Linked DNA regions of Homo sapiens: region 2 is linked to region 1. A link is an interaction called in ENCODE POLR2A ChIA-PET data of the cell type or tissue named here. Cell type or tissue: PC-9. All regions are shown on one strand. Links, peaks and the distances in the headings refer to the core of each region. The heading gives the core; the rest is flanking DNA. Region 1 has its middle 7.4 kb from the start of SLX4. Region 2 overlaps CREBBP (CREB binding lysine acetyltransferase).

Region 1 (5,381 bases), core at 160-5,159:
TAAGGAAAAATCTCCAAGACAGTTCATTAAGTTGCAAAAACGAGGTTCAGAACAATGGGTAAAATGTGCTACCGTTTATTTACATTGGGGAAAAGCAGGGATATATATTTATATTTGTATGTGCACAGAATTATCTGGAATATTTCAAGAAGCCTCTGATGAGGGAGTTTGGAGGTCAGGGGGCCAGAAGTAGGAGGGAATTTTTGTACCCTTCTGAAGCTCCTGGACAAAAAAAATTAACAATGTACAGGTATTCTTTTCTAAAACAGGTAAACCAGGCAAGAGCAATGGCTCATACCTGTAAACCCAGCACTTTTGGAGGCAGGAGGATCACCAGAGGCTAAGAGTTTAAGATCAGCCTGGGCAAGATAGCAAGACCCCATATCTACAAAAATTTTTAAAAGTCAGTTGGGTGTGGTGGCACACGCTTGTACTCTTGGCTACTCGGGATACTGAGGCAGGAGGATTGTCTGAGCCCAAGAGTTCGAGTCTATGCTCGTGCCACTGCATTCTAGCATGGATGACAGCAAAACCCTGTCTCTAAAAAAAATATAAAATAGGCCGGGCACAGTGGCTCACACCTGTAATCCCAGCACTTTGGGAGGCTGAGGCGGGTGGATCACGAGGTCAGGAGTTCAAGATCAGCCTGGTCAATATGGTGAAACCCCGTCTCTACTAAAAATACAAAAATTAACCAGGTGTGGTGCAGGCGCCTGTAATCCCAGCTACTCCGGAGGCTGAGGCAGGAGAATCGCTTGAACCTGGGGAGCGGAGGTTGCAGTGAGCCGGCATTGCGCCACTGCACTCCAGCCTGGGTGACAGAGTAAGACTCTGTCTCAAAATAAATAATAAACTTTTTAAAAAAAAAAATCAGGCAAACCAAACAAAACACACATACCCTTTAGCCTAGAAATCCTAGATTTAGGACTCCTTCCAAAAGAAATAAAAACACACACATACAGGTTATAAGTACAAAGACATTTATTGCATAATCTATAATGATAAAAACTATAAATATATCTTTATCAACAGGGGAATGTTTGATTAAATATGGAATATAATATGGCTTCCTATCTACTGACTTAGAGAAATGCTCATGATGCAATATGCATAGTATAATTACTTTTTTTTTTTTTTTGAGACAGGGTCTCACTCTGTCACCCAGGCTAAAGTAGAGTGGCATGATCACAGCTCACTGCAGCCTCGAAGTTACAGTGAGCTATGATCAGGCCACGCTGCACTCCAGCCTGGGTGACACACTGAGTACTCTGTCTCTAAATAAATAAATAAAAGGTTTCTTTACTAATTATACGAAGCCTTTTGATCTCTGAAATGCTTGTTACCCAGTCACGTGACTAAATGATGTGATGAATGATGTGACTCAATGAATGTAATGTGGTAAATATGACATGTAAACTTTTTAAAAGAAAAGCCATACACAGGCCTGGCGAGGTGGCTCATGCCTGTAATCCCAGCGCTTTGGGAAGCCGATGCGGGTGGATCACTTGAGGTCAGGAGTTCAACACCAGCCTGGCCAACATGGTGAAACCTCATCTCTACTAAAAATACAAAAATTGGCCAGGCGTGATGGCGCATGCCCGTAGTCCCAGCTACTCAGGAGGCTGAGGCAAGAGAATCACTTGAACCCCGGAGGCGGGGGTTGCAGTGAGGCGAGATTATGCCACTGCACTCCAGCCTAGGTGACAGAGCAAGACTCTGTCTCAAAAAAAAAAAAAAAAGAAAAGCCATACATATGAATTTTCGTTATATTTATAACCAATCTGCTGACTCGATGAAATATTTAGTAGAGCTGTAAATGGAAATTAGAATTTTTAAAAATACTGAGGGCCAGGCGTGGTGGCTCACACCTATAATCCCAGCACTTTGGGAGGCCAAGGCAGGAGAACCACTTGAGCCCAGGAATTTGAGATCATCCTGGGCAACATAGCAAGACCTGTGTCTACAAAAAAAATTTTTTTTTTAATTACCTACAGGCGGCCAGGCACAGTGGCTCATGCCTGTAATCCCAGCACTTTGGGAGGCCGAGGTGGGCAGATCACAAGGTCCGCAGATAGAGACCATCCTGGCTAACACGGTGAAACCCTGTCTCTACTAAAAATACAAAAATGGAGCTAGGCGTGGTGGCGGGAGCCTGTAGCCCCAGCTACTCGGGAGGCTGAGGCAGGAGAATGGCATGCAACTGGGAGGCAGAGCTTGCAGTAAGCTGAGATCACACCACTGCACTTCGGCCTGGGCGACAGAGCGAGACTCTGTCTCCAAAAAAAAATAAAAAATAAAAGAAAGAAAGAAAATTACCCACAGGCCAGGCATTGTGGCTCATGCCTGTAATCCCAGCACTTTGGGAGGCCAAGGTGGGCAGATCACTTGAGCGCAGGAGTTTGAGATCAGCCTGGGCAACATGGCAAAACCCTTTCTCTACTAAAAATACAAAAAATTAGCCAGGTGTGGTTTTACATGCCTGCAGTCCCAGCTACTAGGGAGGCTGAGGCAGGAGGATCACTTGAGCCTGGGATGTGGAGGTTGCAGTGAGCTGAGATTGCCCCACTGCACTCCATTCTGGATGATAGAGTGTAACCCCGTCTCAAAAAAAAAAAAATTACCCAGGGGCCCTTCTAGCTCTAGCTACAGGTAGGCTGAGTCAGGAAGATAAGGAAGTTGGGAAGATCAGAAAGATCACTTGATCCCTGGCAGTCTGAGGCTGCCATGAGTCATGATTGTGCCACTGTACTCGAGCCTGGGCAACAGAAATGAGACCTTGTCACTAAAAAAAAATTACAAAACGGAAATAAGCAAATGTTCAGTGTAACATGTATTCCATTCTATACTACATTTTGTTCATTCATGCACTGAAGGGCATTTAGACTGAATATGAGGTGTACACGTTTTTGTTTGAGCATTTCTTCTTTTTGACGGAGTTTCATTCTTGTTGCCCAGGCTGGAGTGCAATGGCACCATCTCAGCTCACCATAAACTCTGCCTCCCAGGTTCAAGTGATTCTCCTGCCTCAGCCTCCCGAGTAGTTGGGATTCAGGCACCCACCACCAAGCCCGGCTAATTTTTATAGTTTTAGTAGAGACGGGGTTTCACCATATTGGCCAAGCTGGTCTCAAACTCCTGACCAGAGGTAATCCGCCCGCCTTGGCCTCCCAAAGTGCTGGGATTACGGGCGTGAGCCACCGCGCCTGGCCCTTAAACACTTTTTCAATTTTTTGGGACATATCCTTAGAAGCGGAATTGCTGAATCATATGATGATTTTATCTTTAACTTGTTCAGGAACCTCAAACTGTTTCCCACAGCAGCTGTACCATTTTACATTCCCTCCAGCAATGTATCAGAGTTCTAACTTCCTTACATCCTCACCAATACTTTTTTTTTTTTTTTTTTAGGAAATGGCTGTCCTACTGGCCATGAAGTGGTATCTCACTGCAGTTTCAATTTGCACTTCTCTAACGATTCATGATGCTGATCATCTTTTCATGTGCTTGTTGGCACCTGCCACTCTTTGGAATGTCTATTCAAGTCCTATGTCCATTTTTTTTTTTTTTTTTTGGTCTTGGCTTCTTCACAGGACAAGTTCTACCATGCCCATTTTCTGAGTTGTCTTTTCATTGAGTTGTAAAAGTTCTTTCTATATTGTGCTACTAGAATGTCTTAGTCCATTTGGGCTGCTCTTACAAAATACCACAGACTGGGTAGCTAATAAACAACAGAAATTCTCACTGTTCTGGAGGCTGGGAAGTCCAAGATCAAGGTGTTGGCAGACTCTGTCTGGTGAAGGCCCACTTCCTCTAATGGCAGAAAGGGTAGGGGGTTTCTCTCTTGGGCCTCTTTTCTTTTTTTAAAAAAATTTTTGTAAAAATGGAGTCTCACCTTGCTGCCCAGGCTGGTCTCAAACTCCTGGGCCCAAGCAATCCTCCCGCCTCCGCCTTCCAAAGTGCTGGGATTACCGGCATGAGCCACCACACATGGCCACAAGGGCCTCCATCCTTATCCTTATGCACTAATCCCATCACCTTGCGGTTGAGGCCTTCACATATGAATTGGGTGGGGGGAGACATAAACATTTAGACAGCAGCATAGATTCTTATCAGGTATATGATTAACAAATATCTCCCATTCTGTGGGTTGTCTTCTCATTTTCTTGATAGTATACTTTTACACAAAAAAGTTTTTAATTTTGATTAAATCCAATTCATTATTTTTTGTTGTTTCTGCTTTTAGTGTCATATCTAGAGTCTACTGCCAACTCCAAGGTCATAAAGATTTACCCTTGTAGTATTCTTTTTTTTTTTTTTTTTTTTTTTTTTTGAGATGGAGTTTCGCTCTTGTTGACTAGGCTGGAGCGTAGTGGTGCGATCTCGGCTCACCGCAACCTCCATCTCCCGGGTTCAAGCGATTCTCCTGCCTCAGCCTCCCGAGTAGCTGGGATTACGGGCGCACACCACCACGCCCTGCTAATTTTGTATTTTTAGTACAGACGGGGTTTCTCCACGTTGGTCAGGCTGGTCTCAAACTCCTGACCTCTGGTGATGCCAAAAGTGCTGGGATTACAGGGGTGAGCCACCACGCCCAGCCTACCCTTGTATTCTTCTAAGAGTTTTATAGTTTTCACTCTTCCATTGGGTCTTTGATCCATTCTGAGTTAATATTTGTACATGATATGAGGTAAGGGTCTAACTTCATTCTTTTGCATGTGATATCCTGTTATCCCAGCTCCATTTGTGGAAGACACTACTCTTTCACCATTGACTAGTCTTGGCATCCCGGACAAAATCAATTGCTCATAAATATAAGGGTTTATTTCTAGACTCTCAATTCTCTTCCACTGACCCATATGTCTATCCTTATGCTGGTACAGTACCACACAGTCTTGATTACTATAGCTTGTAATAAGTTTTGATATAAGGAAGTACGTTCTTGAAAAAGAACAAAGTGGCTATTTGGGTTTTGGGTATTAAGAGCCCCTTGCAATTACATATGAATTTATTTATTTATTTATTTAATTTATTTATTTGAGACACAGTCTCACTGTATCACCCAGGCTGGAGTGCAGTGTTGTGATCTTGGATCACTGCAACCTCCATCTCCTGGGTTCAAGGGATTCTCCCGCCTCAGCCTTCCAAGTAGCTGGGATTACAGGTACCTGCCACCACATCCGGCTAATTTTTATATTTTTAGTAGACATGGGGTTTCACCATGTTGGTCAGGCTGGTCTCGAACTCCTGACCTCAAGTGATCTGCCTGACTCAGACTCCCAAAATGCCGGGATTACAGGCGTGAGCCACCGCACCCGGCCAATTCCATATGAATTTTAACATCGGTTTTTCCACTTCTGCAAAAAAATTAAAACGTTGTTGGG
Region 2 (5,381 bases), core at 202-5,201, 200 kb before region 1:
ATAGCCAGACTGGACTTGTGTATCTGCTGTGATCACACACACCCGTTTCACCATTCTGAAAACCAACTCCGAAGGCCTGTTCTCGTTCTGCCCGACTTTTCAGCATGGGAAAGTAGCTGTCCACTCCTGTCCACTCCAACTGGTAGCTGAGATCCTTGTTTGGAAGTTTTGAAGATAGAAAGGGCACTGTTCCTGCTGCCTCTTCCGATGCCCCCTCCAGCCATTGCTGACCCTCTTTGTGCCTTGACTTTGGTCACTTGTTCGTGGTTCTTTGACCACCTCCTTCCTGGCTCTATTCCTAGGGGCTGCGTGGCATGGTGGTGCTTTGGCGTGTTCATTCATTTGGGTCCTTCCGCTGCATCCCTGGTATGTTGCAGGGGATGCAGAGAATGTTCCAGGAAGGTGAGAAGTTTTATCCTAGTTTTGTGACCAAAACAGGTTCAGGATAGATTATTACAAACATTTATGTGACAGATAATCCTCTAGAGCCGTGTGGTACTTTGTACTTTCCGTGGTACCCATGTCTGCTGGAGTAGATGGACAGTCACAGTCTGCCTTTTCCCTCCTCTTTGTTGATCATGGTCACTCACCTACTTGCCAGACAGTTCAGACCCGCAGCCACAGGATTTAATGGATGGGCTAGGCTCAGCACCAGGATTTGCTGCAGGTGCCTCTTTGTATTGTTCTTGGGTTTTGAGCTGAACTTAAAGAGGAATTTCCTCATCAGAGCTCACACTGCAGTCATGTTAAGGCTAATCCAGTTTCACCCCCATTCTTTCTTGGGGGCAGTGGTTGGAGTTGGGGAAACCTCAGGATCTGGCTTCAATATTTTTCTTATCATACACAGGGACTATGCATTACATATTTTTACTCTCTGAGTGAAGTGATAGAAAACAGAAGTAGGTTCTCAAACAGTTAATTGATTGATACGCTTGGTCACAATGCTTTTTAATGGGAAACCTGGGAGAGCTGTGAGGCATTGTTTAATTTAGTTTCATTATGGAAGCTCTTGTTCTTTTTTTGGGTACTTACTATAGTTAACTTTTCCTATTTTCTGAGATTAAACTTGAATTAAATGCTTAAAGGAGTTCTGTTAGGAAGAACAGAGTAAAAGAAACTTCTAATATGTATGGGCTGTTGTTGAATGAGGCAGAATATAAATACTTTATGGGTTTTAATTTGTTAATATATAAATTTTACTATTAACTGAACAGTTGCCTATTCTCTGTTCTGCTTTTTTAATTTTATTTAAAAGAGTGTATGGAATACAAAAAAAAAGAATGAATAAGACTTTGTATTTGCTAGCACAACAGGGTGACTATTCAAAAATAATTTAATTCTACATTTTTAAATAACTGAAAGACTGTAATTGGATTGTTTATAACACAAAGGATAAATGCTTGAGGTGACGGACACCCCATTTAACCTGGGTGTGATTATTACACAGTGCATGCCTGTAAAAAAAACTCATGTAACCCATAAATATATATACCTACTATGTACCTCCCAAAATTAAAAATGAAAAAACTTTTTAAAAGATTATATAGAGGTTCTCTAGCAGCATTAAACCAAATCCTGATGAACCTCCATTGAAAATAAAGCCAGCTTTACAAAAAAAAAAAAAAATTTTTTTTTTTTTTTTTTTTGAGATGGAGTCTCCCCTCTGTCATCCAGGCTGGAGTGCAGTGGCAAGATCTCAGCTCACTGCATTTTCTGCCTCCCGGGTTCAAGCAGTTTATTCTGGCTCATCGTGGGATTATACGCACGCACCACCATGCCTAGCTAATTTTTGTATTTTTAGTAGAGATGGAGTTTCACCATGTTGGCCAGGCTGGTCTCGAACTGCTGACCTTAAGTGATCCGCCTGCCTTAGCCTCCCAAAGTGCTGGAATTACAGGCATGAGCACCCAGCCTACCAAACTATTATCAAGTACCTGTTGGGACGTTTAAAGAAATGTAGATTTTCATTAATTAGCGTTAGACATCTTGATTTTAGTATTTCATTTTGGGCATTGGTCCTAAGAAGTATATGTTAGCCTAGGGTGGGGGACCACAGTGCTCAGTTTGATTAATGGAGAATAGATATATACTAGGAATTCAGAAATCTAGAATCTCTAGAAGCAAATGGTTTTTATTCATAACTGCAGGCTAGGACCAGTGCATGGCTCTTGAGTTCTGCCAGGAGGTGGTTTGGCACCAGGAGGTAGCCTTGCCTGGGCAATGAGCAGTGATACCCTGTGAGAGAGCTGACCTCTTTAGCCTGGTTATTAACTTTCTCTGATAAGGAGAGGCTGGGGCTGGCCCTGGTGCCAGAGATTTGAACCCTAACCTCCTGCATGTAGCCTGGGTTTTGTTTTTATCATAGGCTAAAGACGGGAATTTTTTCCCCTATTTTTGAGAATTGTGTAGATCCCTATGAGCTGGACGTTCCTTACATACCGTTCATGATCTTTGACTTGCCATCTTTTTTACCTTGTGAGAATCAAGGTAAAAACTTGTTGAGACTGTTTCCTTCACTCTCTTATCTGATGGCCAAGAAGAAAAGGTACAAACACGTTTTTGATGAAATCTGTCAGAGCGCTTCCAAACACTGGGTTACCCTTTGAAATTGACCAGTTATGGCCAGGCGTGGTGGCTTATACCTGTAATCCCAACACCTGGGGAGGCTTGAGGTGTATGGATCACTTGAGGCCAGGAGTTTGAGGCCAGCGTGGCCAACATGGTAAAACCCTGTCTCTACTAAAAAATACAAAAATTTGCTGGGTGTGGTGGTGCATGCCTGTGAACTCAACTACTTGGGAGGCTGAGACACGAGAATTGCTTGAATCTGGGAGGCGGAGGTTGCAGGGAGCTGAAATCATGCCACTGCATTCCAGCCTAGGCAACAGAACGAGACTCTGTCTCAAACACACACACACACACACACACACACACACACACACACACACACACACACACACAGAACGAGACTCTGTCTCAAACACACACACACACACACACACACACACACACTAAACAACATTGACCAGTTAGAAAAGGGCCCCAGGCCAGGCAAGTATTACCCATCTGATCACACACTCATACTCACCCTGGCAGGGCTATCTTAGGAAAATTGTCAAAATATCTGGGAAGTTTTGGAAATAAACTTTCTGAAGCAAGTCAGGTGAACTTTGAGGTCCACAGAGCACACTGGCCTCTTGGTACTTAGGTCCCCTCTTCTCTGGAGCCAGGGTGCCTGGGCATTTGGTGTGGAAGGAAGATGGTTACCTGTTCCCTTCCCCACCCCTTCAGCTGTCACCCACTTTGGTTTGTCAATGCTGGGCCTAATTAATTAGAAACTTCCAAAAGACGTTGATTTTTTGTTTGTTTGTTTGTCAAATTGGTTGACATAAGGTGTGAGCTCCGTGACAAGTGGGAAATGCATCTACGCAGCCTCAGAACTGGGCTTGGCTCATACCAGGCACTTGGTGAATACCAGTTGACTTCGAGGATGAATTGATCGAGGGAAAATGAGTGTGGGTGTTCTGTCATATTTTGTCCGAAGTCAGAAATTTAGGAACTGGGGGAAAAAAAACTATATTTTTTGTTGTTGTTCGTGTTGTTGTATTCAAATTCTAGGCTTCTAAGAACAATGTTTCAGCGGTTTGGTTATATGTAATAAGACAAATTCTGAGAGTAGTAAGTGTTCCATGGAATTAATTTAGTATAGTGGTTTCTGAAAATATAAATTCCTGCTTCAATTAAGTTTCAGATGACAGTTGAAGGAAGCTTCTTGCAAATCAGAAATGTGCTTAATATTTATCGAGCTACCATCTTGCCTAGATTAAGTCATTTGAACTCGAAATTGAGTCTGGTTTGTGGACTTGCAGAAGAATTAGTGTCTCAGTTCACTTAAGTAGAGCACCTAGTGGTGACAAGAATGTGATTGCTTTCCAAAAGGTGAGAAATGTCACCTAGGAGGACTACATGGGGAAGGAAATCACCTGCGTATGAAATGCACAGAGCTAGAACTTTCTGGTTATACTCCTTTGGTTTTTATTTGTGTTTCTGTACAGGCATTTCAGCAGAAAGGGCCAGTTGTGTTGAGTGTTGATTTGTTTGTAGCCTAGACTTTTAGAGCTGAAAGAAATAATACGATCCATCTTGTTCAAGACACTCATCTTACAGGCGAGGAGTTTGAAGTCCATAGAAGGAATGTTAAGTTACCCAGAGTGGACATGCTGGCGTGGCAGTCACCAGGTGAGGCTGATGGAGAGAACTGAGCTATGATTTCTTAACTGGAAACTCACCCCTGGGAGGTTTTCCCTATGCGGGGACCTTCCCAGTCCATCAAACTGACCACTACTCCAGAAATACAGAACACACAATAGACAGAAGGTGGAATATTAGAGCTTTGCAAAAAAGCAAAGACAGGCAGCCCAAGCATCCAGTTTCTTAATTAGTCGTTGTTTCTCCACAGGGAGAAAGATAAGCACTGGGATATTGCCATGGCAATTCCTGAATTGACCTGTGGAGGCTGGAGCTGGGGGTCATCAGGGAACTTGGCCCACATCTGTTGATGGAAGGAATTCCAGTTGGTTGCAGGCCCTCACGGAAGCATAGCTGAGGGTTCCTCTTTCCCATTCCTGCCTTTATCTAGTATATATTTGATTTCAGTGCACTTTAATTTTATAAAAAACTTTATTATGGAAAATTTTAGGCCGGGCGCAGTGGCTCACACCTGTAATCCCAGTACATTGGGAGGCCAAGGTGGGCGGATCACCTGAGGTCAGGAGTTCAAGACCAGCTTGGCCAACATGATGAAACTTTGTCTCTACTAAAAATACAAAAATTAGCTGGGTGTGATGGCACGAGCCCATAATCCCAGCTACTCAGGAGGCTGAGGCAGGAGAATTGCTTGAACCTGGGAGAGGGAGGTTTCAGTGAGCCGAGATCACGCCACTGCACTCCAGCCTGGGTGACAGAGTGACACACTCTCAAAAAATATAAATAAATACATAAATTTTACACCTGTACAGTGGTAGAGAGGATACTATAACCTCTCTGTACCCATCGCCTACTGCTTGGTTAGTGATTATCAGTACCTTACCAGGCTCTCTCCATCTATGCCCTTTTCCTGCCACCTCCTCCTGCCCAGTGGATTAGAGGTGACCCTTAAGCAACTCAGGGGTTAAGGGTGCTGACCCTGCCAGTCGAAAATCTGCTTGTAACCTTTTGACTCCATAAAAGTTTAACTACTACTAATCCCCTGCTGTTGATCAGAAGCCTTACCAATAGCATACACATTTGCTTAACACAAATTTCATGTTTTATGTGTTATATACTGTATCTTTACAGTGAAGTAAGCTAGAGAAAAGAAAACGTTATTAGGAAAACCGTAA

The links. ChIA-PET counts read pairs that join two places held together with the same protein. Peaks named below come from ENCODE experiments on the same cell type or tissue, not always from the same donor. Only the 100,000 strongest peaks of a DNase experiment are listed, where the experiment ranks them.
Region 2: POLR2A ChIA-PET joins it to region 1 with 10 read pairs; 2 of 35 experiments call an interaction of 5 or more read pairs at or near these places.

Annotation. Positions count from the first base shown.
Region 1 is chr16:3,616,276-3,621,656 of GRCh38, reverse strand. It overlaps a transcript of DNASE1 not described here. Among named protein-coding and RNA genes, the nearest start is that of SLX4, 7.4 kb to the right of the region's middle. In PC-9, for the core only: no CTCF peak of the experiment used is centred there; a DNase peak (open chromatin) is centred at 2,706; H3K27ac peaks cover 1,838 bases.
Region 2 is chr16:3,811,796-3,817,176 of GRCh38, reverse strand. The region is part of intron 2 of CREBBP (CREB binding lysine acetyltransferase); the gene reads left to right. Among named protein-coding and RNA genes, the nearest start is that of CREBBP, 66 kb to the left of the region's middle. In PC-9, for the core only: no CTCF peak of the experiment used is centred there; no DNase peak of the experiment used is centred there.